7 separate regions of the Mus musculus genome follow, and all the other regions are linked to region 3. Evidence: chromatin loops called from intact Hi-C (ENCODE). Cell type or tissue: left cerebral cortex. All regions are shown on one strand.

Region 1 (4,000 bases), 550 kb before region 3:
TACCACCAGACCAGATATGGCACCACTCACCATGGGCTGAACTCTCCCCTATTGGTTATTTATTGAGAAAATGCCTTACATCTGGGTCTCATGGAGAAATTTCCCAAACAGAAGCTCCTTCCTCTCTAGCTTGTGTCATGTTGGCACACAAAACCAGCCAGTACAGGTGGGATATGGAAATAATAGGTAAATGCTGATGGAACTTGGAGTCTGGAAACTTGAGTTCAAGTGAAGATTAACAACTTAATAGTTTAGGGCCATTAAATAATCAGTATACTGTCTTAGCTTTGATATGTCAATATGTACATACAAAATATTGTTTGCAAATATTTAATTAACATATTACAGATATGAAATAAAGCACTGTATAGAAAAGGATTTTGTTTTATGCCTAGAAAATATATCTTTGCCCAGTTAAAGAACAAAATCTAACTGGCACAGGAGTACCCATTAGATCGCAGCTTCTCTAATGTCCCTTAATATTTAGTTTTCCTATGGGGTGAAATATGGATTTATTTGAGACTGAGTTACATCACCTTTTCCACCATCAAGAGGGAGAAACCTGATCCACTTTATGTACTCTGAGTTCTTAATTTAGACTTTCACTTTGAAAGTGTTAGAAAAAAATTTTTTAAAAAAATCTATAAATGGCTATCCGAATTATTCCTTATTAGAGGTAGCAAGATAATTAAAAGATTTCTAAACTTCTCGCGGAGTACTCTTGTTCTTTGCAGAAAAGCTTGAGCATTTTAATGAAGCTGCATTTAAACTCTAGGGAAGCTCAGTCCTTCACACTCACTATGCAGTTCTTCATTCCTCTGAATGCCAAGCATATCATCTGCCCAAAGGCAGTGGGGATAAAGAAAAAGGCTACTGCATGTTGAAAGCAGTGCATGCTCTTGGTACAGAATACTAACTGGGAAGAAAACCATTTCCAGCATACTATTAAAGATGACTTGGTTACATAAGAAAGGAAAAACGATGACTGGATTCTAAAAATAAACAAAGAAGAAAGTACAATTAATTTTTTTCAAATTCTCAAACATTTGTTAGAACATAGAACCTGAGGTGGAATTTTGCTAAAACAACTTGAGCTTTTACCAAATAGCCAATGAAGAAGGATGTGTGTATATAGGACAATAAGGCTGTATTTAGGGAGTGAGGTGAGGATGGAGTGACAGTGATTGGTTGGAAAGGAGCTATGTCGAACAAGATTCAAGAAAGCATTGCTCACATGGAGAAAATAAGTGTCATATCAAAATAACAAATTTTGAGAATAATGTTTTAAATGGTCTGAACTGTTCCAGCAGGAAGGCTTAGACAGGAAAATGTATTTGAATACATAGATTTTAAACTTTTGCCTATTGCTGTTTTGATTTTCTAAGTGTCTAACAGAACTCAAAAGCTAATTCTGTTGAGAAAAGACTGAGTCAAAAGAGCATGGATACTCAAGATAGTGATGTCCTTGTTTGGTGTGGGAGGTGCAAACAGTTTAAGTCACACACTTTTAAAGGAATGGCAATTTCAAAAGCATTGTCTTGCTCTCTGTTGCTCCAGCAGCCCCAATCCTTCAGACTCCTCCCTAGTGCTGCAAAGGAAAAACAGATGCAGCTTTCCTTTCTCCTTCTTCTTGTCTACTGTGGATCCCATAGACAGGGCCCTACTGGTCTTCTTTCTCATAGCTGTGCCTGTGTCCCAACCCCCAGCTCCTTCAGGGCAAGCCCTGCTCAGCCACAGGCAATGTCTACCAGAACACCAAGAAGATTGCCTTCAGGTCTTCTTTTCTCTCTCTATTTCCATAGCAGACACCAAGTCTCAGGTTTGTTCCAGCTGCACTCTCTCTTCCCCTTTGTTTAAGCCTCTTGTGGATCCCACAGATTTTGTTTTAACATCCCAGAAATCATCACCTAGATCTATAACTACTATAAAAGCAGATGCTAGACACCAGCCTAAACAAAACATACAAACAAACAAACATAAAAGCAGTAATAGCATGAAAATATGTCTTCACTAGAGCCCAGTTATCACACAGCAGGCCATGAATATTCCAACATAGCTGAAACACACACACACACACACACACACACACACACACACACCCTCAAAACTACCTATATAAAGATTATTGATGTCCTTAAAGAAGAAATAAAAGCCAGGAAAACTAAAATAAACAATTAGAAAAAGTGAATAAATCCCCTAAGAAAGCCTAGGAAAAAACCAAATAGTTTAAGGAAAAAAAATTGTTCAAGACCTGAAAATGAAAATATAAGAAATATGTCAAGTGGTTGTGGTTCATGTCTTTAATCACTGCACAGGGGAAGGTAGAGGCAGTCAGGAACTCTGTGAGTTAGAGACCAGTCTGGTTTATAGAGATCAAGTTCCAGGATTGCCAGGATAACACCAAGAAACCCTGTCTTGAAAGACCAAAAACGAAGAAACAAAACAACAACAACAAAACCAAAACTCAAAACAAAGAAAAGAAAGAAAGAAAGAAAGAAAGAAAGAAAGAAAGAAAGAAAGAAAGAAAGAAGAGGGGAGGGGAGGGGAGGGGAGGGGGGAGGGGAGGGAGGAGAGGAGAGGAGAGGAGAGGAGGGGAGGGGAGGGGAGGGGAGGGAAGGGGAGGGGAGGGGAGGGGAGGAGGAAGAGGAAGAAGAGGAAGAGGAAGAGGAAGAGGAAGAGGAAGAGGAAGAGGAAGAGGAAGAAGAAGGGGAGGGGAGGGGAGGGGAGGGGAAAGAGGAAGAAGAAGAAGAAGAGGAAGAGGAAGAGGAAGAGGAAGAAGAAGAGGAGAGGAGAGGAGAGGAGAGGAGAGGAGAGGAGAGGAGAGGAGAGGAGAGGAGAGGAGAGGAGAGGAGAGGAGAGGATAGAGGAGAGGAGGACAGGAGAAGAGAAGAGAAGAGAAGAGAAGAGAAGAGAAGAGAAGAGAAGAGAAGAGAAGAGAAGAGAAGAGAAGAGAAGAGAAGAGAAGAGAAGAGAAGAGAAGAGAAGAGAAGAGAAGAGAAGAGAAGAGAAGAGAAGAGGAAGGACAAAAAATTCTGGAAATTAAAAATTCAAGCAGGAAGTACAGATTCAAGCTTCACCAACAGAAAGCAGGGAAAAGAATCTCAGGCATTGAAGATACTATAGAAGAGATGAGTACATTGTTCAAAGAATATGTCAAATCTAAAAATTTCCTGACTCAAAACTTCCAGAAAATTGGGGACACTATGAAAAGATCAAACAAGAATAACAAGAACAGAAGGACAAAACCCCAGCTCAAAAGTATGGAAAATATTTTTAACAAAATCATAGAAGAAAAATTTCTTAATCCAAAGAAATATGTGCCTATAAAGATACAAGAAGCACACAGTACACCAAATATATTGGACCAACAAAGAACGTTTTCTCAGCACATAATAATCAGAACACCAAGTACAGAGAACAAAGAGAGAGTATTAGAAACTACAAAGAAAAAAGACCAAGTAACATACAAAGGCATACCTATTAGAATTACATCTGACTTCTCAGTGGAGACTCTAAAATCCAGAAAAGCCTAGACAGATGTGCTGTAGACTCTAAGAGACCACAGATGCCAGCCCACACTACCATAATCCAGGAGAACTTATAATTACTATAGATGAAGAAAACAAAATATTCTTTAATAACTTCAAATTTAAACAATGTCTTCTACAAATCTAGCCCTACAGAAGGTACTGTAAGGAGAATTCCAACATAAGGTTGGGAAATAAATAACCTCATACCAGCAACCAAAAGATGGAAGCACACACACACTCCCATGGCCCATCAACACTAGGAGCAGCAAAATAAGAGAAATCAACAATCACTGGTCATTGGTATCTCTCAATATCAATGGTCTTGATTCCCTAATAAAAAGACACAGACTAACAGAATGCAACATCCAAGAAACACGCCTCAATATCAAGATTAGACATTATCTCAGAGTAAAAGGTTAGAAAAAGACTTTCTAAGTAAATATACCCAAGAAGCAAGAGATGTTTCATTT
Region 2 (4,000 bases), 180 kb before region 3:
TTTATGTAACACATTTATTATCAAAGTGTTATGGTAATAAAATTGGAGAATCAAGCCATTTGTTCCAAAGTTGAATCTAATGTAGTCTTCACAGCTCACCAGGTAGATGTGGACAGAAACTGATTATGGAAAGCATAATGTTTATATCTAAGCAGTATTCAAAGAGATTTTGCATTATCCCTAAAAGAAATATTAAAGTTCAACATGGAAATTCTGAGGACAATGAATGTTAATCACAGGTTGAGTTTTTACTTTAATAAAGTTTATAGTTTAATAAACTTATTTAATAAAGTTCTAATTACATTTGGGGTTCTGGGCAGATTCCTCTGTTTGTCCACATTGGAGAAATGTCTGCAAAGCAAAAAGAAAAGAGGAGACCCAAAGGATGTGGAAATGATATGCTCTATAGTTGAGAGTCTGGGTATCCTTGTGAGTTCCCTAGTCTTCCAAACACAGCTTAATAGGAAGACTCATGAGGAGCAAAGCATTGTGTCATGTTCCAGTGTCTGTCCCAGCTCCCTCATGCCACCCTCCTACCTAGACTTCTTCATTAGAGCAAGAACCAGTCATTGCTTATGTTGCTCTTTCTACCTGTCACAAAGTGTTGTGGGCATGTGAACGTAATTTCCAAGGTGGACCATTGAAAAGGCACTTAGGGGTTCAGAGGACATAAGTTTATTATGCTTGCTGGGAGATTTACATGTGAGATTTGATATTGCTGCCATTTTGGCACCATGATCAACCTGCTGAAAATGCAGGTAACACAGAGAGAAGGGAGAAATGGCAATGCATAACGTGCCAAAAAGCATCATCAGGTTGAAACATCAAAGAGTAATAATTTATTTAGTTATAATAAGTATTAGAAAAAGGTGGCTTTGGGGAAAACATCTGATAAGTGTTAGTGTTACAAGTTATTTTTTTTTTTAAAGAACTCAGTAACATTAAAGTCCTCAATACAATCCTTAGGCAAATTGTGTATCTGATTCAACCATGTGATGGAAATAGCACAGAATTATTAGTGCTAAAGGTTTCACCAATTAAGAGTAGAGTTTGCTATAAAGATAGCTAATACCTAATTTCGTTAATTATTAAAACAAATAATTTGTACATATTGTGATAAATAGCATTGTAACAGGAGAGGAAATTATCTGCAAATTATGCACAACTTTGGGATACACACACACATATACATATATATATGTGTGTGTGTGTGTGTATACATATATATATATATATGTGTGTGTGTATATATATATAAAATTGCTGTGACTTTGTAAAAACCATTCCTTCAATTTTCAGCGAAGTCGGACTATCTTAAAAACGATATCAAGCAAGTCTGGAAAGCACTGAAGTTAAACTAAAGACTTGCTACTGACTTATATAGCTAAGCATGCCAAGTTGTCATGGCAACTTTTGTTCAAAGATGAAAGCAATTTATTGTTTATCTAAGCATGTAGGCACACAAGTTGTTAAATCCCAGGGAGGTGTTTGTTTCAGACATTCAGGAAAGCTATAAAATAGATGTTTCAAAAATTTGACATTTTAGCACCAGTAAATTATTCAAACTACATTTTGTCATTTCCTTAGGCATAATGATACTTAAAGAATTACTAAAGGTCACTCTGGGCACAAAGGGTTTCATTTTCTCTTCTAAATAAAACTATTTCTAACACAAGAGACAATAAAACAATGTGCTAGTGTGATATGCCTTCTTGCCAATTCATTTAGGAAACCAACTGTTACTGAAAGTAGATGGCTCAGTGGGTGACTCTAAATGCTATAAACTCAGTTTGTCAAAAATTTCTGCAAATGTACAGCTGTAGGAAAACATAGGACATCTTCCAAAAACCTCAGAGGGCAAGTCATCATAGCTATAGGCAGGCATCCTGCAAGAACCAGTCTATACCATCTATCCTCAGCAACTTCTTCTGCCAGGGCTGTTGAGACAAATAACTATAGTGCAGATGCTTAGACCAAACCATAGCATTTGAACTTCACGTTCATTTCATTGAGAACTACAAAAAACTGAGAACTTATTGTATAGCCATCCATGTGCTAGTAATTTCATACATCTGAATATATTAAACATACTCAAGATTCTCAAGCATAGTCATAAACTTATGACTACCACATAAAGATTAGTCTATAATAAATGGGTTTTTAATGTTCTTTACAGATGTGGAGGTTCATTTCATTCTTGTAAAAATGCTTTGGCAAGGCATAATTATTTATTTAAACAGAAAGATATTTGAAATATCAAGTGTGTAAATCAGACATTCCAGACAAAAAGAGAAAGAACATTAATTCTGTGTGATCTAAATGAATGTGCTACACTAAGAAAGTAAAGGGCACGAAAACAAAACTGAAGAAAGAGCAAAGTGAGAGTGAGGGCTGGAAGATGAACTTGTGAGAAAAATGTGACTGTATTTGTACTCTGCCCACCCAGCCTCCAGAAATACACAACACAAAATAGAAAACACAGACAGGCAATATGTCTGGGATAGATGCTGTAGTATAAACCTTGTAGACTGTCCCTCAAAATCTATATATTAAAGACTCAGCTCCCAACATCCTTGAAGTTTTCTAGAGGGTGTTTACTGGGGTAGTTAAAGTTAAGCAATGTCATCAGAGTGGAACATGGATGAGATTGGGTTAATAAACAAAAAAAGCATGGCTTTTCTCCCTTCCCCTTCTGGACGCTCCCTTCCACAGTCTCACCCCTTACGTTCCTCTTCTCCTCTGTTAGATTCCCACCTTCCTCAGAATAGGTTCTCAGACATTTTGCAACAAAATTGTGTCTACTTGAAATTTCCTGTTGATAGTCTTTTCCCTTTTCATTCCCTTGACACTGGTTTGCTAGAACCTACTAAATATCTCAGGTAAGCCTTAAACTCATGGCCATCTCCCAAGTGCTAGCATTATGGGAGTGAGTCCACACACTTGGATCAAGAGAAATTCTAAAATCAGTATCCAAAACAGACAAATCAGATAATATGCTGTAGTAAGAAAACATTGCATAATCTAACACCTTCATTAAATCTTCAAACAACAATCTATGAAATCTCAAAACAAACTCACGACTCAATGTCTCCCCTACCCATTATATTTTTTAAGTAAAAGGGAACATCTTTCTAATTCACAGAGATACAGAGAAAATATGACATCAATGAGAAATTGTTGAACATAGAGTGCCTACTATACTTGAACATATAGTATCAGTCATGGAGTTACTGAATTGTCTATCAGTGGATTCCAGTGAGCAGTTAGCTATGTGCTGCCCTGGCTCTGTATAGAAGTGCAGAAGCTATGACAAACATCTAAAGTTAAGCACTGACTCTATGTCAAAAATATGTCACAAAAGGTCACATGCAATTATGACAATTCTAAGCGGGTGTACTGGCTAGTTTTGTGTCAACTTGACATAGCTGGAGTTATCATAGAGAAAGGAGCTTCAGTTGAGGAAATGCCTCCATGAGATACAACTGTAAGGCATTTTCTCAATTAGTGATCAAGGGGGAAAGGCCCCTTGTGGGTGGGACCATCTCTGGGCTGGTAGTCTTGGGTTCTATAAGAAAGCAGGCTGAGCAAGCCAGGTGAAGCAAGCCAGTAAAGACCATCACTCCATGGCTTCTGCATCAGCTCCTGCTTCCTGACCTGCTTGAGTTCCAGTCCTGACTTCCTTGGTGATGAACAGCAGTATGGAAGTGTAAGCCGAATAAACCCTTTCCTCCCCAACTTGCTTCTTGGTCATGATGTTTGTGCAGGAATAGAAACCCTGACTAAGACAGCGGGTATATAATTTCTTTGCATTATGAATGTATAGCAATAATATTCAAATTATTATGTATTGAATGTGAAATACCCCTCAGAGGCTTATGTCTTGAATGCTTGCTCTCCAGTTGATACCACTATCTGGGAAGTTTGTGGCAATTTTAGGAGGGAGGCCGTAGATGAAAGAAGGAAGTCCCTAGGACAGTCAAGTGTCCTGGCTTGTCCATTG
Region 3 (4,000 bases):
TGCTGTTTACTTGGGAACCAAATTTCAATCTGCAGTTTGGCTGGACCCAGCCACAACAAAAACATGCTGAAGGTAACAAGCTCATACGCAAAGTACAGGAGAGAAAGCCTACTTATCAGTTGACCGCTGAACATAAACTGGACTTTGAACTCTTTTAGGAGTCCCATATTTGAAAGGTAATAAGTTGGGCTGAGGATGTAGCTGAATGGGAAGAACACTTGCCTAGAATGTCTGAGTCCCTGGGTTTGGTCACCCCACCCCTGAACACCACAAATAAGCAAGAACTAATAAATCATAGGTCAAGACCAGTGGTTTCAACCTTCCTAATGCTTTGATCCCATATTACAGTTGTGTTGTTGTGTTGTTGTGTTGTAGTGACCCGCAATCATAAATTTTTTTGTTTTGCAACATCATAACTGTAAATTTGTCATTGTTGTGAACAGAAATATAAAATATCTGTGTTACTAATTATTAGTGCGAGCTAATTCATGTTAAATGTACATAATTATTTTTAGGAATTCTGCCATTTGATTTTGCTTCTAAATTCTGCCTATTCACTACTTAGGTCTTACCTCTGTGAAAGGGTCATTTGACCCCCAAAAGGGGTCACAACCCACAGGTTGACAATCTCTGATCAGGAAGATATAATTAAATAAAGTTCAAATAAGCATCATTAATAATTATTAGGGGCTGGAGAGATGGCTCAGTGGTTAAGAGCACTGAGTGCTTTTTCAGAGGTTCTGAGTTCAATTCCCAGAAACCACATGGTGGGTGGCTCACCACCATCTGTAATGGGATCTGATACCCTCTTCTGGTTTGTCTGAAGAGAGCTTCTCTCTCTCTCTCTGTGTGTGTGTGTGTGTGTGTATGTGTGTAAATTATCATACCAGGTAATGGTTGAACTTCTTTCCCTGGGGAGGCAGAGACAGAAGGATCTCTGACATTGAGGCCAGCCTGGTCTACAAAGTGAGTTCCAGGACACCTGAGGCTTCAAAGGCTTACTCCATGGACAAACAAGCCAAATAAAAAATACAATAAAAATAGAAGGCTTAAGGCAAGTAGACATCTGCCAGAGCATTGGGGCACTTTGCTAGACCTACCTAGAGCATACACTCTGCTTTTAAATTATTATTCTATGAAGATAATTTTTAATATCCATTTCCACCTTATTGATTAAAAGCAATTTATGTTAAGAATTACTTAAAAGTCTCCCAGGAGCATACTGAGGTCAAAAATCCATCCTGAACTACAGCGATAATGTTATTCCATTTAGTCTTGCAAGTATTTATTATATGCCTGTATGGTACATGCTGCAGCAGATTCATAAAGATGACAAGGGACCCTGATTGCAGGGACCAGTGTGCTGGTCTAATAGAATTATGATAGAGATGGATCAGTACAAACAAGAGAAAACACCATAACCAACAGACATACAAAGTCCTTAAAGTTCTTCAAAGGAAGCAGTAAGTCAGAGTATAAGTTTAGGTAGAGATAGGACTAGTGACAAAAAGAACAAGAGGATGACAAGACAGTAGGAACATGTGGCCCTCACTCAGGGAATATTTGGTGAGAATTCAAGAATACAGAAGGTGATGGGGTGGAGCATTGGCTCATGCCCTAAGCTCATGGTCTTCAAAACAAGTGGAAAATCTCAAGATCACAGCTGTGGGCCAATTCATTCATCTTTAAAAATAGTGCTTCTGCAATTGGAGGTAACATTTAGAAACAAAAAAGGGTGCATGTTGTCTACATCTCTACAGGGGTCTGTTTGATTCTTACAGAGAAGAAACTTGCAACACCTTGCATTTCCAATTACATTCAAGCATATTCTCAAGGATGAGGAATAGTAACATCCATTCCTTATGTATGGACAACTTATGTATGTATGATACAATTACAATAGCTTAAACGATGATGTTTATTATGTAATAATAGTTATAAGCCTCTATGCAGGCATCCAAGGACGAAAATCCTACTCTAGACCATGTTTCTGTAGCAATATAACTTACGCAAACTCAAGCTACAAAAATCTTTCTCAATTTTATGTTAAGTATCTTATGGAAAGTTGTGAGTCATTGCTAGAGAAGAACAATTAACCCGCAGATGCAATAATCTGACCCACACTTGCTTTACAGGAAACACTCATGTGGATTATCTCTATGTTATAAATTTTTGTTATAGATACTGATGCTAACAGAAACTTCAGCCACAGGAAATCAACAGGAATATTGCTAACTAAGCTGGCCCACTTCACTGGAAAGGAAGCACAAAAAATATCCAAGCAGAGAAAAACACAGTGAAAACAACAAGAAAATGACAGATTAAATATGAACTACATGTCCCTAGAACACAAAAACATTAGAAACAGGAACAGAGGAAATTAGTGGTTTCTCTGCCCTCTGGTGGCAATAAAACCAACCACAGCATTAGAAAAGTAAAAAGCACAACAAACAAATCTGTTATGAAATCAGATGTTTGCCCTTTGCCAAAATGCCCGTGGTAAAAAAATAAAACCCTGATTGTCGCATGCTACCTTTCACCTTCTGAAGTAGTTTCAGGATATTTAATTTTCAGATAAGTCATCTTACAGTGGAAAATAGAGTGTTTTCTTTTTTTTTTTTTTCTTCTGTGTTACCTTTCTGTGTTATATATTCAGTAGGTTAAAATCCCCGAATTCCGAGATAATTTCATAAAACTTCATGCGGAGTGTTGTTTGATTTATAGTTAATTCCCCGTCCCCAATCCTGTGAGCACAATGTTTCTAAGAGGTCCACCAGAAATAGTGAATTAGTTTAAAATGCTGGTGTATTTATGTTATCAACAAAGGCATGCCATACTCCCCAAAGCCAAAGCTTTCCACCAGCTGGTCTGCTCTGTGTGCAATGAATTTCATCCTCAGGTTTGCCTTAGAATAGCAAACTTAACATGGGTGCCAGTATATTATATACTCAGTAGTTAAATGAAAATTCCTAGTCTCTCTTTTATGTAGTTTTGCTGTAAATATATTATTTGCTTCCAGTACCAAAGAAGTTTTTAAACAAACAACTCAGGATGAATGTCCCCTCCTTTTTTGCAAAATTGCTTTGCATATTCATTTACTCCAAATAAGCTTATGGAGATGACTACTGCATCTTTTAAAGTGTTGCTTTCTGAAGAAAGTAAAACTGTTATTTTTTTCAGCCAATGCAATGTGCCAAGAAAATAAACAGAAATATGGTGTGCTAATATAAATTATAAATAGCCAAGAACTTATGTTCATTGATGAGGATGACCAGAGGTGACAAAAAAAATCCAAGAATTTTAATCTCAGCTTTTATCCTGTGGTCTTCATGTGCTGGTCCCCAGCACACACACACACACACACACACACACACACACACACACACACACACACACTTAAATAGGAGCCAGCCTTAAATAGGAGCACCAAGAAAGTAATTTTTTTCCTCTCTTAAAATTTGCAACTCAGGTACACGCATGACTTGGATTATCCTATTTGTCTCAAGATGGTAACATTTTATTCAAGGTTTTTGTAAACTCTTATTCTCACCTGGAGTCCCCAGGTGTACCTCCCGGACTTCTTTCTGTGACTCCTTGAAGGCTGACAGCTGGGTATACATGCATACTTTCTGAAGAACCATTTACCAGTCTTTCTTGAATTAAACAAAGAGGTGTACAGAGCAAAACAGAACCAAAGTGATTGTCCTAACCAGGAAGTTTTCCTTTCTTTTTCTCTTCAAGTGCTCTTTGCTCTCACTCCTGCTGGGAGTCTACAAGAGTTCACAGATTCCTGCCCCAGTGTTTCACTGACCTGCCTGTTCATTTCTTTGCTGAAGGGCAGAGATGGGGAGCAATCTGTGGGGTCACAGTGGAATGAGTGGTCTTGGGAGAAAGCTGGATTAGCCAGTCCCTGCTCAGTAGGAGGACACTTCACTACCACACACCTAACCAGACAGATCACCAGGGCACAGGGTGCGGCCAATTGCAAGTATCTGGAGGC
Region 4 (4,000 bases), 380 kb before region 3:
GACTACAGGGATGGTAAAGGGACAGGCACTCTGTACCCTAAAGTACTTGTGGTTTTTTTTAGTCTGTGTCTTAATCACACAACTAGTGAACAGCCTGATTTAAAAAATTTAGGCTATCAAGCCTATGAGCTTACACTATTTAAAAATTTTATGCCATGTCTCCCTGCCAGAGTAGAACAAAAATAGATCTTTTGAAATGATAGCAATATTTTGACATTTTAAAATTTGTGTAATGCTGAATGAAATTAACACGCTAGCACACATTTTTATCTATTTAAGGTTTAATGGTAATTGCACTAATCACACGCAAAAATAATTAGCAAAGTGATATGCATGATGCATTGTTTGACTACAGCAATCACGTTTTCTAGGTACATATACTCAGGGGATCCTTTTTTTTCTTTCTTTTTTTAAGAGAGCAGAGACAGTTGATGGGAAAAGTGGTGTGGCTAACTGATCATTAAAGTAATCAGTTAGGATATAGTAATTAAGAAGGAATTTAGTAGAAAGCTCAATGAAATACAAGATATTTTATTCAGTATTTTTAATAATTCTTACCAGTGAAATGAAGTAATTATTTCATTGAATTAGAAACATTGTTTTAGTTTTGGGAATTTAAGTGAACACATACCAACCAGCAAAGTAAATGAAAGATGATGGCTATTAATTGAATCTTATTTTGATGACTGTATTTAAAAAGTAATCACTATGAAGTCTACATGATATACCAAATTATCTAGTGATGCACATGACAAATTCTAGCCTATTAGAACCATAGACATCAGAAGTGTGTGTGTGTGTGTATGTGTGTGTGTGTGTGTGTGTGTGTGTGAGGTCAGAGGGCAATTTAGGGGATTAAGTCTGTCCTACGTGTGAGGTCCTGTAATAGACCTCAGGTTTTTGGGTTCAGTAGCAAGCCCCTTTACCCACGGAGCCATCTTGCTGGCCCTCTTTTTGAAATAACATTTTGCTGTCGACTCTGCTTCTGTTTTTGTTGTTTATTTGTTTTTTTTAATTATTTACTTAATGTATGTGAGTTCACTGAAGCTGTCTTCAGACACACCAGGAGAGGGAATCAGATCCCATTACAGATGATTACGAGCCACTATATGGTTGCTGGGAATTGAACTTAGGACCTCTGCTCTTAACTCCAGTCCCCCCAACCCCCGCTTATGTTTTGTTAAAGCTCTGTAAACTGCCCCCTAATAGTGTTACTCTTTAACAAGAGTGTAATAGCATTTCAACTAGCTTTGATGTCTTGCCCCACTTTCTGGAGCTCGTGAGAACCGAATATCATCTTTTACCTCCTCTAAGAATAGAAACAAGAAGTAATTTATTTCAGTGTCTCATTTCCCCTCTTGACTTTTCTTAACGATTGAACTAAGACGTACCTTAAAGGAAAAATTCAGTTGTAAGAAATGTGCCACTTCAAGATAAAGAAAGATTTGTGGTCCTCTGGAATGCTTTTCTCTGCTTACTATATGGGTTTGCTAATGCTCATGTCTTCCCAAAGCCTCACAGCAGCTGCAGAGTGAGCAAGACCGAGAGCTTGGGAACGTGCCTTCCTCCCACGCAGCAGCAGCTGGGCCCCGTGGCTCTGGCTTCCCTCCTCGTGGCTCTGCAGACTGCCAGGAAAAGTTGAGGGACACGGCTGCCTGTGTTCACTTCATATTCTCCATGAGTTCTTGTTAGTCACAAATATTTTGGGGGATAGGTAACCAACAGAGTGTTCAGTGGCTCCAAGGACTTTTGTAGGGTGGAAACTGCCTGCCAGCCTGAGGAGTCCTGGACTGCAGTGACAGCTTTGCATCTGGCTGTCACTCAGTCTGAGTGAAAGGCTGTACTATCTAGTCTTTTTTTCTCCACAGGATTGAACTCTGTAGTTGAGTCAGAATCACACTTCTCATAGACATTTTAGGCACTGAGGCTTCTGATCCTTTATGTTTAATTGGGTTTGACAGTATCTTAATGATATAATCAGAATACTAATGAATATACTGTTATAAGAAATAAGAATCACCCTCTGTGATGTTAACATTGATAACTATGCTGTTATTTTCTGTATCCCCATAAATATATTTACTACAGAGTAAAAGGCACCATCCCTGTAGGTTTATTAAATAGAGCTCTGCATGAAATGCACTTGATATGACCACTTGGGGAATAGTGTGCTTTCGTTGGGGGAAGTCACAAAATCTTCTATTTGCATGCATTCCGGGGTTTCTATTTCCTTTAACATTCTATGATTCTGATCATCAAAAATCCTTGGAACTTCCACGTAAGGCACATATGTTGGGTCTCCAAAAATGAAAAGATTTTCAAAATGCAAGATAAATGGTTCAACTTTGTATTTAAGTTTTATTGTGAAATTATTTTACAATTTCTAAATCAAGCCAGAGTGCACAATGTAAGAATGGTGGAGTCGTTTGTTTCTCCCTTTAAGAGAAGTTAACTGCTTAGGTCAGCAATGGGTTTTCTTTACCTATTGTACTCAGGGTTTATTTCATCAACCCATGCCAAAAGTTCCATGAAAAGTCTTATGATAATGGCAATTATGCTTACCTCAAGTTCTAAACTGAGTTATACTTAAAACCAATTATTCAATGTAGAACCTGTATCTAATTTAAATAAAGTATTACCTTGTCACTCACTGGCCCATTGGCTCCATGTGGTGGGAAGCTCTTGTTTACTCTGGTAGGGCTGGCACACAGCAGAAACTCAACGAATAATAAATAAATGTACTAGCAAATGGCCAATATATCAGTTGCTTGTTAAATTTCTGTGTCTTTAGGTTTCTAATTTCTTCCTCCCCATTTGGAAAAAAAACCTACAGCTTTTCTCTAACTTGTGATATGTATAGAGAGAACCAATATTTTCCTCAATCTTCCCTCCCCACAATTTTATTTTAATAAACTAATGTTTTCCAATAGACATGTACACCAAGCTATAGAGATCACTTAAATTTATGTAGTGGAAACAGTCAAAAGTAAAAATAAGAGAAAACCATTTAGAGAGTGGGGCTTTGTTCTTCAGCCTAGGCTGCTCTTAAAGATATAATCTAGCCTCAGACTCCTTAGTGCTTGAGTTCAGTAAAATGCCATTTAATAATTTGTGATTATTTAAATTATCAATGAGATATTCTAAACTCAGTGTGTGTGTGTGTGTGTGTGTGTGTGTGTGTGTGTGTGCACTAGAAAAATTGTCACATCTGGAGCTGCTAGTTATGAGCTGCTTAATGTAGGTGTTAGAAACTAAATTCAAGTCTCCTAGAAAAGTTATCAAGCCATCTTAACCACTGAGACACCAATCCAGCTCCAAATACTGGAATTTTGTTTTTAATGGGAAATGTTTATTTTGTATGATTTTCATTATATAATAATGCTTTATTTCCTTGAGCTTATAATTATTTTTATTTGTTTTCTTGTCAATTTTGATTTTATTACTCATGTTTATTATAATCTTTAATAAACCACAGAATTTATGCCTACAAACATTCAGAAATCATAAAATTTAATAAGGAATGTTGGTTATGCTAATCTAGGCAAAGAGGTACCAGTTTTATAACAAATTTTTGAAAATGTAAAATGCATTTTTATGTTAACATTTGTCTCTGCCAGTTTGTTTGAAGATAACAAACTATATTTTAAAATGGATTTTAAAGCATATATAGACATATCAGATTTTGACCAAAATCAGATATCTTTTGGAAAACAACAATATAGCCAGACAGACACTAAAAATATAAGCTATCTAGCATAAAACTCAAAGAAAATACTTGGTCTCAAATCTTCAGAGGATAATGGAGGATTTTAAGAGATAAGTTAGTGAGAAAGAGACTAAATAGAAGGAAGGGAGAGGATGCTGGGGCTCCTGTATTTTAAGAAAAACATGTAACCCATGGATCTGCTCCTCTTGGCTTGCTTTATTTCCTTCCTACAAATAAGATGTTTAAAAGCCAGGCCCTGTAAATATCATATGATGAGGAATGTCTGTGCCTATA
Region 5 (4,000 bases), 1.1 Mb before region 3:
TTCTTCTTGCCAGTAGATGCCCCTCCTACTTTCATGTCTTTGTGTGTGTTTGACACACTGAGTTTACTGAAGGCTGCCTGCAAGGACGAGGGTTGGGGGCTATTTGCTGGAGCATGGGCAGAGCTATATTCCTCTGAAGAAAGTGACACCCAAAGTGGATTCTTGCAATTCCTTGCATCTCAGGAGCACACTTGTTGGTATTGCACACTTGTTGGTATTGTCACACTTGTTGGTATTGTCACAAGCAAGAATCTGTTCTGTTTCCCTTCTTCCCATTTCTTCATTTGTATCCGAATGACATCATTTGATGTTCATGTCTTGCAGTCAGGGATCTTCTTTTATGAGAGCCATGCTAGCATGTCATATATGTTATGTCTTCAGCAGCAAGCATTCTTGTTTATATATAGTATATATAACCACATAAAATATAGTCACAGTTTAAACTATTTTCTCTGACAAGAAATCTTGGCCACTATGAATTTAATCTTGATCCGTTCTACATTATCTGTCAACTCAGAAGGAGGACTTCATGTCCTGTTGGTAATATTTGTGTTTACTCTCCATATGGTCAGTCCCTCAGAACTCTAGCCTGCTGTGGTACCGTTTCCACCCTTGGTACATTTGGATGCTGACTTCACCAGCTCTTGCAACTGGTAACTCCTGGACACTACTGGCTCCACTTTGTACATAGCCAGATGCCACATGTTAATGATTGACTCTGATTTGACCTAAAGTTATTTCCATGCCAATTCTAACAATAACCACCCATTCACTTGAAAGCATTTTAACTCACAGAATAGATCTGGATCAGATGAAGAAATACTCATTCTATAAGGTATGGGAAAAGTGAAGGCAGTCTTTTAAGTAGCAAAGCCCACTGTGCTCAGTATAGCGCCACTCCAAGGCTAGATCCCCAAACCTTCGTCTTAAGGGAGCTTCAGTTCTTAGCATTGGCAAAACACGATTTGTTATTTGTATGTCCACTCTCTTTTGCACATCGCCATCCCAAGGTGCACACTGCACATAATTGGTTCACACTTACAGAGATTAATTTTTAATTTATTTAAAAAGTATTGGTATTTGGGTCAAAAGCAGTATATTATAGTTTCTGGTGTTTGAGCCATGTTGACAGCTTGGAATTAGCCTTTGGTGTCAGGGCCCTTGGATTACATTGTCCTGCCTTCACCACGTTTAGCATCCACTGGCACCCACATCTCAACCACCCTTGCATTTCTGTTCTGGTTTCAAGCTTTTCTCTGTGACACACACACTCATCTCTCCATCTTCTGCACCGTCTGCTTTCTTCATTCTCCAATGTCTGGCTTTTGTCCTGCGGTGGTGCTTGCTGGGCTGTCCCCTACCCACACTCAGGCTGATTCTCCTAGGAACATGAGGATTCATGTGTAAATGAGCAAGAGTGTTTACCTCTCACCTGCAACATTTCTTTTCAAAATGTTGATGTTGGTTTTGCGGTAGAGAAAAGTGAATCAAATTTTAGTGTACACACTGTCATCTCTCCAACATTTTATTCATTAGTCACTGAGTTTGATCTCCCGTCTGCCTCAGGCTGTATCATAGAAATAATTACATCACTCAAAGGGCCAGAGAGTTTGATGTTCTCTGAATCATTTACATATTAAAATTGTATGATATTATATATGTCTTAAATTTTTTATGAGTTAGATAACCTTTTAAATATTTGTATAAAATGAATAGAAGTTTTCTTGATGTCTATTGGTTACTGGATTTTTAAAAAAACGTTGAAAAAGAAATTTGTTGTAGGTATTTGCCAAAGTTCAGTGCTGGTTTGCTGTAAATGGCTATTTTATTACACATCTCTAGATGTATTGGTCTTATCAAAATTTTTGCATTTTAACGTGTCATGTCTAGAGCAGGATGGGAAATTTAAAATCACAAATTCAATGTCTGAAGAAACACTTTGCTGTGGAAATGGAGCTTTCAATTTCCTTATAACTTTATATAAACTTAAAAATTTATGCTATGTTATTCTACATAATCTCCACTAGGAGGCAACAGAGACTATTCAATACAGAAGACAAGCCCCTGCATTAGAAATTTCATTTGCAGATTGGCGTTCAAAGGATTTGGTTTTAGCCCGTATTTTTAGTATATATCCATTATTCTGAGTATAATTCCCTCGACTTCATTAGTTATGGACTTTGATACCATATTAGAATATGTTCTGCCTTAATGCATTCAAATTATAGTTGTTTAATAAGTAGATATTATAAAAAAATCTAAACAAAGCATAAACATTTTTTGATATCTTATTTCAGGTTTAAACTTTGCCTTTTGTTAAGTTAGATTTTATTTAGTTTTAACTTAAGATTCATAGAGTAACCCAAGATGTAATATATGAACTTTATTAAGACTTTCCTGTGGTGCTTTTCTAAAGCCACTTCATTCTGGTTAGAAGTCAGTGACATACATCCTTGCTCCCCAAGTGACAGGGAGCACTTGAAGTCAGGCTCTCTCTGGAACTTTGCCCCTGTGAAGCAACAGCTCTGTGGCCGGTCACAGACACCTTCTCTCTCTTTCTGTTCCTGATGTTCAGTGTTCCTTTTCCTGCTTCTGTCCACAGAGCATCTCCTTGGATCACAGGAGTCTCTTTACTGCACTTCTTCCAAAGCTGCATGCATTCCCCTTCACTCTGTACAAAGCTATTTTTTCCTGTAACTCATGGGCAGTTGATCTTTACCTTTGTAGGTCCCCGCAGCCTTGGATCTCATTTGCTTGCTGAAGTCTTTTCAAGTAGGACTAATTCGAAATATCTGGTCTCTAGTGCTAGAAGTCTTGTTCTTCTGCTGCTGGTCTAAAGTACAATGCCATCAATACTTTTTCTGGTCTCTTCCAAATTTACCTTCTCACGTATGTCATAATACCAGAGGGCCTATGCCAACAGCTTCAACTTATAAATCCAATAAATTGGAGCTGGAGAGGTGGCTCCAATGGCTAAGATCACTGGCTGCTCTTCCAGAGGTCCTGAGTTCAATTCTCAGCAACCGCATGGTGGCTCACAAACATTTGTAAAATGATCTGATGCCATCTTCTGGCCTGCAGGTGTACTTGCAGCTAGAGCACTCATACATAAAATAAATCTTAAAGAAAAAAAATCCAATGAATTGTACCCATTTTCTTTAGGTCCTTTTCTCAGTGCCTCCCACCATCCTTTCCTTGGAATTTAGAGACTTGCTCAATTATCTTTCAGCTTCTCTCTGTCTTCATCACTTCCATTCTTACTCATGGTCCAGCTTCTCTCTATAGCCACCTTCCTGGAGTCTAGTTCCCTCGCTCTCTTCTTTTTGTTTCTATTTCTTCTGCACAGTCTTAAACAGCATTCTGTCCTGTGATAAGAAGCAGTGTCTATATGTCACCTCATCTTGCCCACTCACAATCTGTGGGATCCCATCTAATTGACTGTGCCCCATGCCACATTTATAATTAATCAGTGAATGTTTCTTGGGCTCTTCCTATGGCCACCTACAGTGAGACCGTCTGGCTTTGTCCATTTTTCTTAGCTGCAGAACCTCCTCCACACCAGCTGTTACAGAGACTGGCTCTTTAACAGCATCGTGGCTCCTTTCCACTGGCTTGATTGTTGTGTTCTTTACTAAGAGTTGCTGGGAAACTGGCTCAATCTGTGGCCCAGGGTTACCTGGAACTCACAGTCACCCTGTCTTAGTCTCCCGTGTGCTGGGATGAGAGCCACCACACCCCAGTTAAATTCCTAAATCTTGATTTTAGTCATCAATCTTTTATTTCTAACTTGTTTTCATGTTTTTTTTTAAAGTGGGAATATAAAAGGGATTTTGAAGAAAACAAAGGATTGTATCACTTTGATGCGGAGGCCCCTGAACACCTGCACCATAAAGGAAACGCCACCCTCCAGAGTCAGGTGCGCTTTCTGAGCTCTGCTCATCCCATACCCACTGCTCAGTGCTGTGTTCTTCGAAGAATGGAGCCCAAGAACATTAACGTT
Region 6 (4,000 bases), 830 kb before region 3:
CATTATACAGTAATAAACAGGCTTTCAATTTCTGTGAAGTTGATTAGGGCAAGTTTGCCTCTGAGGGATGATGGAGCTACTTCAATGTACTCAATAAAATCAAGTCTCTTAACCTAACGCCTGAGACCACACTTAGGGCTACAGTGACTTCATCAAGGTGGATAGAACCTTGTGGGAACTTGAAAAGCAGCCAGCTATGACACTCAAAATTATGAAAACTCTCTCTGTAGAGAAATTTTAACCTGCATCTTACTATATTTTATTTGAATAGAGGAAGGGACACTCATTTTCTTTTATGCATGCTCTTCCTGTCTTTTCTGGGAGAGATGAAGAAACCTGTGGCAGACACCTTAGTAGGTAGGGAAGGAAAGCCATATGAGGCTCTGACTCTTACCTAGGCTACAATCTCTAGATCTCTGTCCATTTCAGGTCATGTTCTGATGAGCTGCAAAATTTATTTAGAGAAACATAAGTGTGGGGAAAAATACTAATCTTTAATCCATGATGCCTTTAATTTTGTGTTGAATCCCCCAATGACACTTGAACTGATATAAAATTCTGTCACCTGCTCTTAAAATTCAGAGATAGTTCCCAAACCACTGAGACTAATTTTCCTATGACAAATTGAATAGCACACGCTTCAGGAAAGTGACTTTGACAGATGAACAGCAGTGAGCATTAGCAGGAAAGATGCTGCCTGTTGACTGTTGAATGATGCTTTGCGTTTCTATTGCTGCCGCTCAAATGAGTCTGGTGCACAGACTCATCATACTGAAGCAGCAGGGGCTCCCACAGAAGTGTATTTGAGAACTATGATGCTGTTTTTGGAAGATAACTGAAGTGAGATTGACAGTAATGTGCCTCTTTAATTTCGGAAGGAAGTTTTGGGAAAAATCATGTTTTACTATGATGAATTCCATTTAAATTTCTCCTGTGATTAAAGAAGAAAATTTAAAACACCAGTGATTTCCCCTTTCCTTATCAAATTAAGAGCTGGACTATAGCTCAATCAGTAAAGTGCCTACCATGCCAGCATAAGGATCTGAGTTTGATTCCCTAGACCCCAAGTAAAATGAACAGCATGGTGACATCTGCATGTAATGCCAATGTTGAGAAGGCTTCCTGAGGCTCATTCACCAGCCACTCTAGTATACTTGGTGAGATTTATGGGAATGAGAGATTTTGCCTCAAACAACAAGGCAGTGGTGACTGAGGCATAGCTCCTAAGGCTGTCTTCTGGGTTCCATATGTCTGTACACATACATTCACATCCATGCCTACAGGTACATTCACATACACACACAGACAGAGACACGCAGACACGCAGACACACAGACACACAGACACACAGACACACACACACACACATACACACACACACAGACAAAGAGACAGAGAGACAGAGTGACAAAGACAGAGAGAAAGACAGAGAGAAATTCACCAATGAACACAGAAAAAAATTAAAATTATGAACTGTCTCCTTTAAGTACTGATGAGCAGCTTTTATGTACAGAATCCTGTCTTGGCCAATTACTGGAAGAAGTGAGATGCAGACAGATGATTGGTTACACAGCATCTACCCTGTATGGACCACTCAGATCCAAGGCTGTGAGTTGAACACATGCTTGTAAGATATTTACCAATTCTCATTGCTTAAGTCTACTCCAAGGCACCTTCATTAGTCTTTGAGTACATTAAAGATGTGAAACGTCCTGAACTAAAATTATTTAGCATGTACTTGAATTTAAAACTGCAAGGCATGGAATGAACAGTGTTAGAAATCCTTATAAGCGAGTATAAGTCACATTGCAGAGAGGCTGCCATGTGCTTTAATCCTGTGTTGACCAAACAGAGGGTGTTTCTTTCAAAGCATTACTTCATGATAGCATATTGCTGCTATCAATTACAAACAGACTGCTGCTTTTTACAGCATGGAATATACATCAAAGAGGTGTGCATCTTCATGGAGCACCTGCAGTGAGGTAAAGTGAGCTTATGCAATGGCAACCAGAGAGTGATAATTTTGGGAGATGACTATTTCCGTGGGAGGATTGGTGTGTGAGTGCAGAGGTCTGGATTTTCCAATAGATGGTGCTGTAGCTTGGCTCTTCCATGTAATCCAAAGGTCTATGTGTTAAGGATTGTTTCCTGGCTTGGAGCTATGGGAAGGTGGCTTAGCCTTTTAGATGGGGATCCTATGGGATGTATGTAAGTCACTGGAGTATGCTCTAGAATGGGACTATTGGACTCTGATCTCATTTTCTCTTTCAATCCCTGGCCATGAAGTCAGGGGTTCTTTTTTGTTGTTTTTTCTCTACCCATGTTCCTATTGTGATATGCCACTGGCCTATCACACCTATCTCACCGTGACTGGCCTAAGCCTGAAGCATTAGTAATGGACTGGAACTTCCAAAGTGAACCACTTCTGTTTAAAAGTTTAAAAGTTGAGTGTCTCAGCATTTTTTATTGTAATTGAAATCAGGTAGACAGGGTAGTTTTATGATTGTAGAAGGTTTGGATAAATGAGCTTTATTTGGAAAGGAAACTATGAACATGGGGTCTATGTTCAATGGTATCCAAGGAACAAAGGGCAAGCTGGTGACCTGGGAAAATTCCAGTTTCCCTGGATAGTGAATTCACTAACAATCAGAATCCTTTCAGATGGCACCAGCTGCTGGAACAAAGCCTAGGGGTTCCTAGTTCACTCTGGTCTAGAGCAATTTAGGAAGGAGATACTGTATGTGTTAAAGGGGCACTGGGGCTCAAGGAGACAAGAATAAATGCTAACTCCAAGAGATTCTTTCTGCTCTGATTTAGAAACCAAGTATGAAAGCCAAACTTCTACCAAAGAAAGTTCACATTTTAACACAAGTAAAAAGAAAGTTGATTTATTTGTTTGAGCTCAAAGACAGTTACACAGAGTTTATCTTATTAATGTCAAAGCATGATCAGATTCTGAAGTATTCAAGGACTATGAAAGCAGAAGTCTCCAGTATGGGATGCTCTTACTGTAATAGCAAGTTCAACAGACAGCGGCTTCTTTGAAACTCTCTCCCCCAACTTAGTAACCTATTCACTCACTTAGCTGGTCTCTGAAACACATTGTAAGTTGTCACCCCAAATTGTTGGATTCAATTCAGCCAACCCTAGCTTTTGAGATTAAAAACAGAGACTCACCTCTATGTTACAAGCCTTACAATCTTCTTAAAATTTCTCTGAGAGGTTCTCCCCACAAAGGCAACTGGTATGAGAAGGGTGTCATTACATGGTCTCTGGTGGCTCTGAGCTTTCTATTTAATGATCTTTGTGCTTTCATGGCATGTTTTGCATGCTCTCACTCTTTTTTTTTTCCATAGGAACAGCCCCTCATTCAAAATCCCAGAAATATAATAAATTCCATTATATCTGTCTGAAATGAGGCAGGTATGAAATTGCCAGTGCAGCACAGTTGTCATGAAGCTTTGTAGTGGTGGAGGTAATTACGTATGTTCCTGTCCCTGGAGACTTTAAGCAGAGCCTGAGCCTTTCATTAGATGCCTTCTATCGTTTTGTCACTAGACAGTGCTACCTATCCGTATCTCCCTGTTCTGATCTGTTAAGAATGCTCCTCAGTCCCTCCATTTTCTTCTTCTCACTCCCCTCATTCTTCCTTTCCCCTCTCTAATACCCTTTACTTCTTTCTTCTGAGAAGATCAGTTTTGTCTTTGTTTTATTGATCGATTACAGGCTGGTGCTTTCCAAACTGTACTTTCCAGCATTTCATGGAGCTTTCGTCCATTCAGGTTGGCATGCATCAAACAAACAAATCCCCAAACATAGACTGTGAGCTTGTGACTGTAAATATTTATTTCTCACAGTTCCTAAAGGTAGAAAAATTCAAAGATCAAGTAGATTCCAGTAGATTTAGTGCAGGGAAAGGACCTGCCTCCATTACAGACTGACACATTTGTATGTTCTTGCATGTCAGATGGGGGCCGGGAGATTCATTTTTTTGTTCTCA
Region 7 (4,000 bases), 970 kb before region 3:
ATTCTCTCTTCTATCTTTTGTATTCTGTTGGTGATGCTTGCATCTCTGACACCTGATCTCTTTCCTAGGTTTTTTTTTATCTCCAGGTTTGTTTTCCTTTGTGATTTCCTTTTTTTTTTTTTTGTTTCTATTTCCATTTTTAGATCCTGGATGGTTTTGTTCAATTCCTTCACCTGTTTGGTTGTGTTTTCCTTTGACTCTTTAAGTGATTTTTTATTTTTGTTCCCTCTTTAAGGGCTTCTATCTGTTTACCTGTGTTCTCTTGTATTTCTTTAGGGGAATTATTTATGACTTTCTTAAATTCCTCTATCATCATCATGAGATGGGATTTTAAATCTGAATCTTTCTTTTCCAGTGTGTTGAGGTATCCTGGACTTGCTGTAGTGGAAGAACTGGGTTCTGATGATGTCAAGTAGCCTTGTTTTCTGTTGCTTATGTTCTTGCCCTTGTCTCTAGCCATCTGGTTATTTCTGTTGTTGACTGGTCTTGCTGCCTCTGACTGGAGCTTGTCCCTTCTGTGGGTTTGCAAGTCTGTGATTAGGTGTGTCAGCACTCTTGGGGAGACTAGCTCTCCTGGATGGGGTATGGATGTGGATAGCTGTGGGACAGCCTTAGCTCTGGGGTCCAGATGCAGACTGGAAGGATCCTGTCCCCAGATGCTCCACTGTTACTGTGCCCTGTGAACTCCTGTCTGATCCCACTTTGGACAGTTATTGGAGTGAAAGTGGTGATCTTACCTCTGAGCTTAGGAGTGAGAACACTCCTGGGAGACCAGCTCTCTCCTGGTGGTATTTGTGTGTGGAAAGCTGTGCAACAGCCTTAGCTCCCCAGGGCAGATGAAACCTGTTCTTCAGAATTTCAAACTGGACACATACTTGAAACTGTTTAGTAGGGTTCTAAGCATTTAGCCTTGGCCTGGGTTTGCATCTTTTCTCTCTCTTATTTTGAGATTTCCAGTTTCATGAACTAATCATCTATTGAAATTTCTGACTGTTTATAATATGGATAGGCATTGTGGGCTTATCTAGTCTACAACTCTGTATCCATGAATTCATGTTTGTAATTACACATATTCTATTGGTTCTATTTCAAGAATCCAGAATAATATACCACAAGTGGTCCTCCATGAAGGGTACTTGTGTTAAGAAAGAGACTTGCTTCTCTTTCATCCTTTACGGAATTATTAATTGGTCAGTAGGGAAGGTTATTAAAAAGACACACTCATTAAAGACAGATTAAATATTAATTTTCAGCTAAGTATAATGAGATAGTATGAAAGCATGTTAAGGCTGGTGAACATTTAGAGTAGATTACATCATAGAGTGTAATTTATGTTAACGTGTTCAGTTTAAACTGATAGGGAGATCTGGTAGATTTTTATATATTGTTCTTTGTAAATTACCATTTAGGTACCATTAATTTCAAAAGGGAAAGATTAGTGGTACATGTCTACTTTTAAAAATGCATAGCTAATAGGATCACTGATAGTTAAACATGAATAGATTTAATTATATGAACACAAGAGGGCAGCTGTGTTCTATTCCTGAGTGTTGTTTGATACAGTATATTAGGAGCAAACTGAAATTGTGCATAATTAGAATGATAAATTCTGATTACAAAGAAATTTTTTATATATAGACATAATAAAATTATTTAATTAGAACCCAGTTAATTCTGCTTTATACCCCTCAAATCCTCACTGACAAATAGTTGACAGGCAATAAAGAAATGAATATCCTACTGATTAGCCTTGCAATAGAGCCTGCATTTGCACTGAACCTTCTATCAATGGCTTGGAAGTCATTTGACTTACCTGGAAGTGGAGTTGGGGCTTGAAAGGAGGTATTCTTAAAGTGCGGGATAGTCTGGTACTCTTGGGGCAGCATAAATATTATAATGAAATGAGTATTCTGTGCAGAACTCAGCAATCCTATAGGATTAGACAAAATGTATTTACCTGCTGTGCAGTATCATTTACCTTAGAATTATTTTAGTTTATTATACCATTGATGGCAATCATTTGATACCAACAACTGGCACAAATCTGGCATTGTATCTGAGGTCTCTTGCATGGTTTCTATGAAATGATCCTATTCATGCAGGTTCTACGTGCTAAGGTAATGAAACCTAAACAAAGGATGCCTAACATGGCCCAGGTCCGAATATGCCCAGCTTAAGTGGCTGAACAGTATGGTGGATCTGGGGAAGAAGAATTTTGCTTCAACACATGCCAGAAATGGAGCTGTGATGTATCACCATGCTTTAGCAAGAATGGTATTGGCTTGGGAAAGATGTATAAGTTTTATAGAAATGGGGAGTCTCTCCCAAAGCATATGTTATCAACTATTTACTTAATTTCCATAAATATTTATTACCTCAATGTGATATGTCTTGGTTTATGATGGGTGCAAACATGCATACAAGGTTCCCTGCCAAGTCTTAATTCACCACAAGGAGTGACATGGAATAGGTTTGGTCTAAGTACGTACCTAGACCAGAGGGCCCATTATGTTTCTAGATAGAAGCTCCTTTGGCCATGGGAGCATTTGTTCAAGCAGAGTTTGGCATGTTGATTTGACAAGTTCCTACTGATGCCAACAGAGCTGGGAATAGGCTCTGCAGGCCAGTGTGGGAGACTTCACAATGTGACAGGACGGTGGAACCAATGCTGAAAGCAAGGGGGTGGCCTCGGAATTCAAGAGCTGACTGTGATACAACCACTCTGGAAATCAGTTTGGTGGTTCCTCAGAAAATTGCACATAGTACTACCAGAAGATCCAGCAATACCACTCTTGGGTATATACTCAGAAGATGCTCCAACTTGTAATAAGGACACATGCTCCACTATGTTCATAGCAGCTTTATTTATAATAGCCAGAAGCTGGAAAGAACCCAGATGCCCCTCAACAGAGGAATGGATACAGAAAATGTGGTACATTTATACAATGGAGTACTACTCGGCTATTAAAAACAATGAATTTATGAGATTCTCAGACAAATGGATGAATCTGGAGGATATCATCTTGAGTGAGTAACACAATCACAAAAGAACACACATGATATTCACTCACTGATAAGTGTATATTAGCTCTGAAGCTCAGAATTTCCAAGATACAATTTGTAAAACACATGAAACTCAAGAAGAAGGAACAACAAAGGGTAGATACTTTGATCCTTCTTAGAAGGGGAAACAAAATAACTATGGAAGGAGTTACAGAGACAAAGTTCAGAGCAGAGACTGAAGGAATGACTATCCAGAGACTGTCCCACCTGGGGACCCATCCAGTAAACAACTACCAAACCCAGACACTATGGCAGATGCCAACAAGATTTTGCTGATAGGAGCCTGATATAGCTGTCTCCTGAGAGGCTCTGCCAGTGCCTGGCAAATACAGAAGTGGATGCTCACAGTCATTTATTGGACAGAACACTGGGTATCCAATGAAGGAGCTAGAGAAAGTACCCAGGGAGATGAAGGGGTTTGCAGCCCCCTAGGAGGAACAACAATATAAACCAATCAGTATCCCCAGAGCTCCCTGGGACTAAACCACCAACCAAAGAGAACACATGGTGGGACTCATGTCTCTAGCTGCATATGTAGCAGAGGATGGCCTAGTCAGTCATCAATGGGAGGAGAAGCCCTTGGTTTTGTGAAGATTCTATGCCCCAGTATAGAAGAACGTAAGGGCCAGGAAGCAGGAGTACCCGGGTAGTTTGGTGAGCAGTGGGAGGGGAGAGGGGATTTTCAGAGAGGAAATTAGGAAAGGGGATAACATTTGAAATGTAAATAAAGAAAATATAGGGGGAGGCGACCTAAGCCAGGGGGAGGCGACCTAAGCCACAGCAGCAGCGGTCTCCATCTTGGTCCGGGACCCGCCGAACTTAGGAAATTAGTCTGAACAGGTGAGAGGGTGCGCCAGAGAACCTGACAGCTTCTGGAACAGGCGGAAGCACAGAGGCGCTGAGGCAGCACCCTTTGTGGGCCGGGGACAGCCAGCCA

What was found. A loop is a pair of places that touch in the nucleus more often than their neighbours do. Peaks named below come from ENCODE experiments on the same cell type or tissue, not always from the same donor. Only the 100,000 strongest peaks of a DNase experiment are listed, where the experiment ranks them.
Region 1: a loop joins it to region 3, with 2.7 times the contacts of the local background. A loop is called at or near these places in 13 of 42 quality-filtered maps.
Region 2: it touches region 3 in a loop (3-fold over the local background); 2 of 42 quality-filtered maps call a loop at or near these places.
Region 4: a loop joins it to region 3, with 2.8 times the contacts of the local background. A loop is called at or near these places in 9 of 42 quality-filtered maps.
Region 5: a loop joins it to region 3, with 10 times the contacts of the local background. A loop is called at or near these places in 14 of 42 quality-filtered maps.
Region 6: a loop joins it to region 3, with 5 times the contacts of the local background. A loop is called at or near these places in 10 of 42 quality-filtered maps.
Region 7: a loop joins it to region 3, with 5 times the contacts of the local background. A loop is called at or near these places in 13 of 42 quality-filtered maps.

What each region holds. Positions count from the first base shown.
Region 1 is chr2:16,903,063-16,907,062 of GRCm38, reverse strand. No RefSeq gene overlaps it. Among named protein-coding and RNA genes, the nearest start is that of 4930515L03Rik, 110 kb to the left of the region's middle. In left cerebral cortex, no CTCF peak of the experiment used is centred here; no DNase peak of the experiment used is centred here.
Region 2 is chr2:16,542,813-16,546,812 of GRCm38, reverse strand. The region is part of intron 2 of Plxdc2 (plexin domain containing 2); the gene reads right to left. Among named protein-coding and RNA genes, the nearest start is that of Plxdc2, 190 kb to the right of the region's middle. In left cerebral cortex, no CTCF peak of the experiment used is centred here; DNase peaks (open chromatin) are centred at 1,439 and 1,787.
Region 3 is chr2:16,357,939-16,361,938 of GRCm38, reverse strand. All of the region lies in intron 1 of Plxdc2 (plexin domain containing 2), which reads right to left. Among named protein-coding and RNA genes, the nearest start is that of Plxdc2, 3.6 kb to the right of the region's middle. In left cerebral cortex, a CTCF peak has its summit at 2,402 (motif pointing left); DNase peaks (open chromatin) are centred at 2,387, 2,784 and 3,783; H3K4me3 peaks cover 2,165 bases; H3K27ac peaks cover 1,282 bases.
Region 4 is chr2:16,735,991-16,739,990 of GRCm38, reverse strand. The region is part of intron 13 of Plxdc2 (plexin domain containing 2); the gene reads right to left. Among named protein-coding and RNA genes, the nearest start is that of 4930515L03Rik, 280 kb to the left of the region's middle. In left cerebral cortex, no CTCF peak of the experiment used is centred here; a DNase peak (open chromatin) is centred at 1,579; H3K27ac peaks cover 222 bases.
Region 5 is chr2:17,413,599-17,417,598 of GRCm38, reverse strand. Nebl (nebulette) reads left to right here. Exons shown (of 26, transcript NM_001362722.1): 10 at 3,812-3,916. Among named protein-coding and RNA genes, the nearest start is that of Nebl, 47 kb to the left of the region's middle. In left cerebral cortex, CTCF peaks have their summits at 2,028 (motif pointing right) and 3,083 (motif pointing left); DNase peaks (open chromatin) are centred at 2,021 and 3,463.
Region 6 is chr2:17,186,105-17,190,104 of GRCm38, reverse strand. No RefSeq gene overlaps it. Among named protein-coding and RNA genes, the nearest start is that of 4930515L03Rik, 170 kb to the right of the region's middle. In left cerebral cortex, a CTCF peak has its summit at 2,088; no DNase peak of the experiment used is centred here.
Region 7 is chr2:17,324,319-17,328,318 of GRCm38, reverse strand. No RefSeq gene overlaps it. Among named protein-coding and RNA genes, the nearest start is that of Nebl, 140 kb to the left of the region's middle. In left cerebral cortex, a CTCF peak has its summit at 1,523 (motif pointing right); no DNase peak of the experiment used is centred here.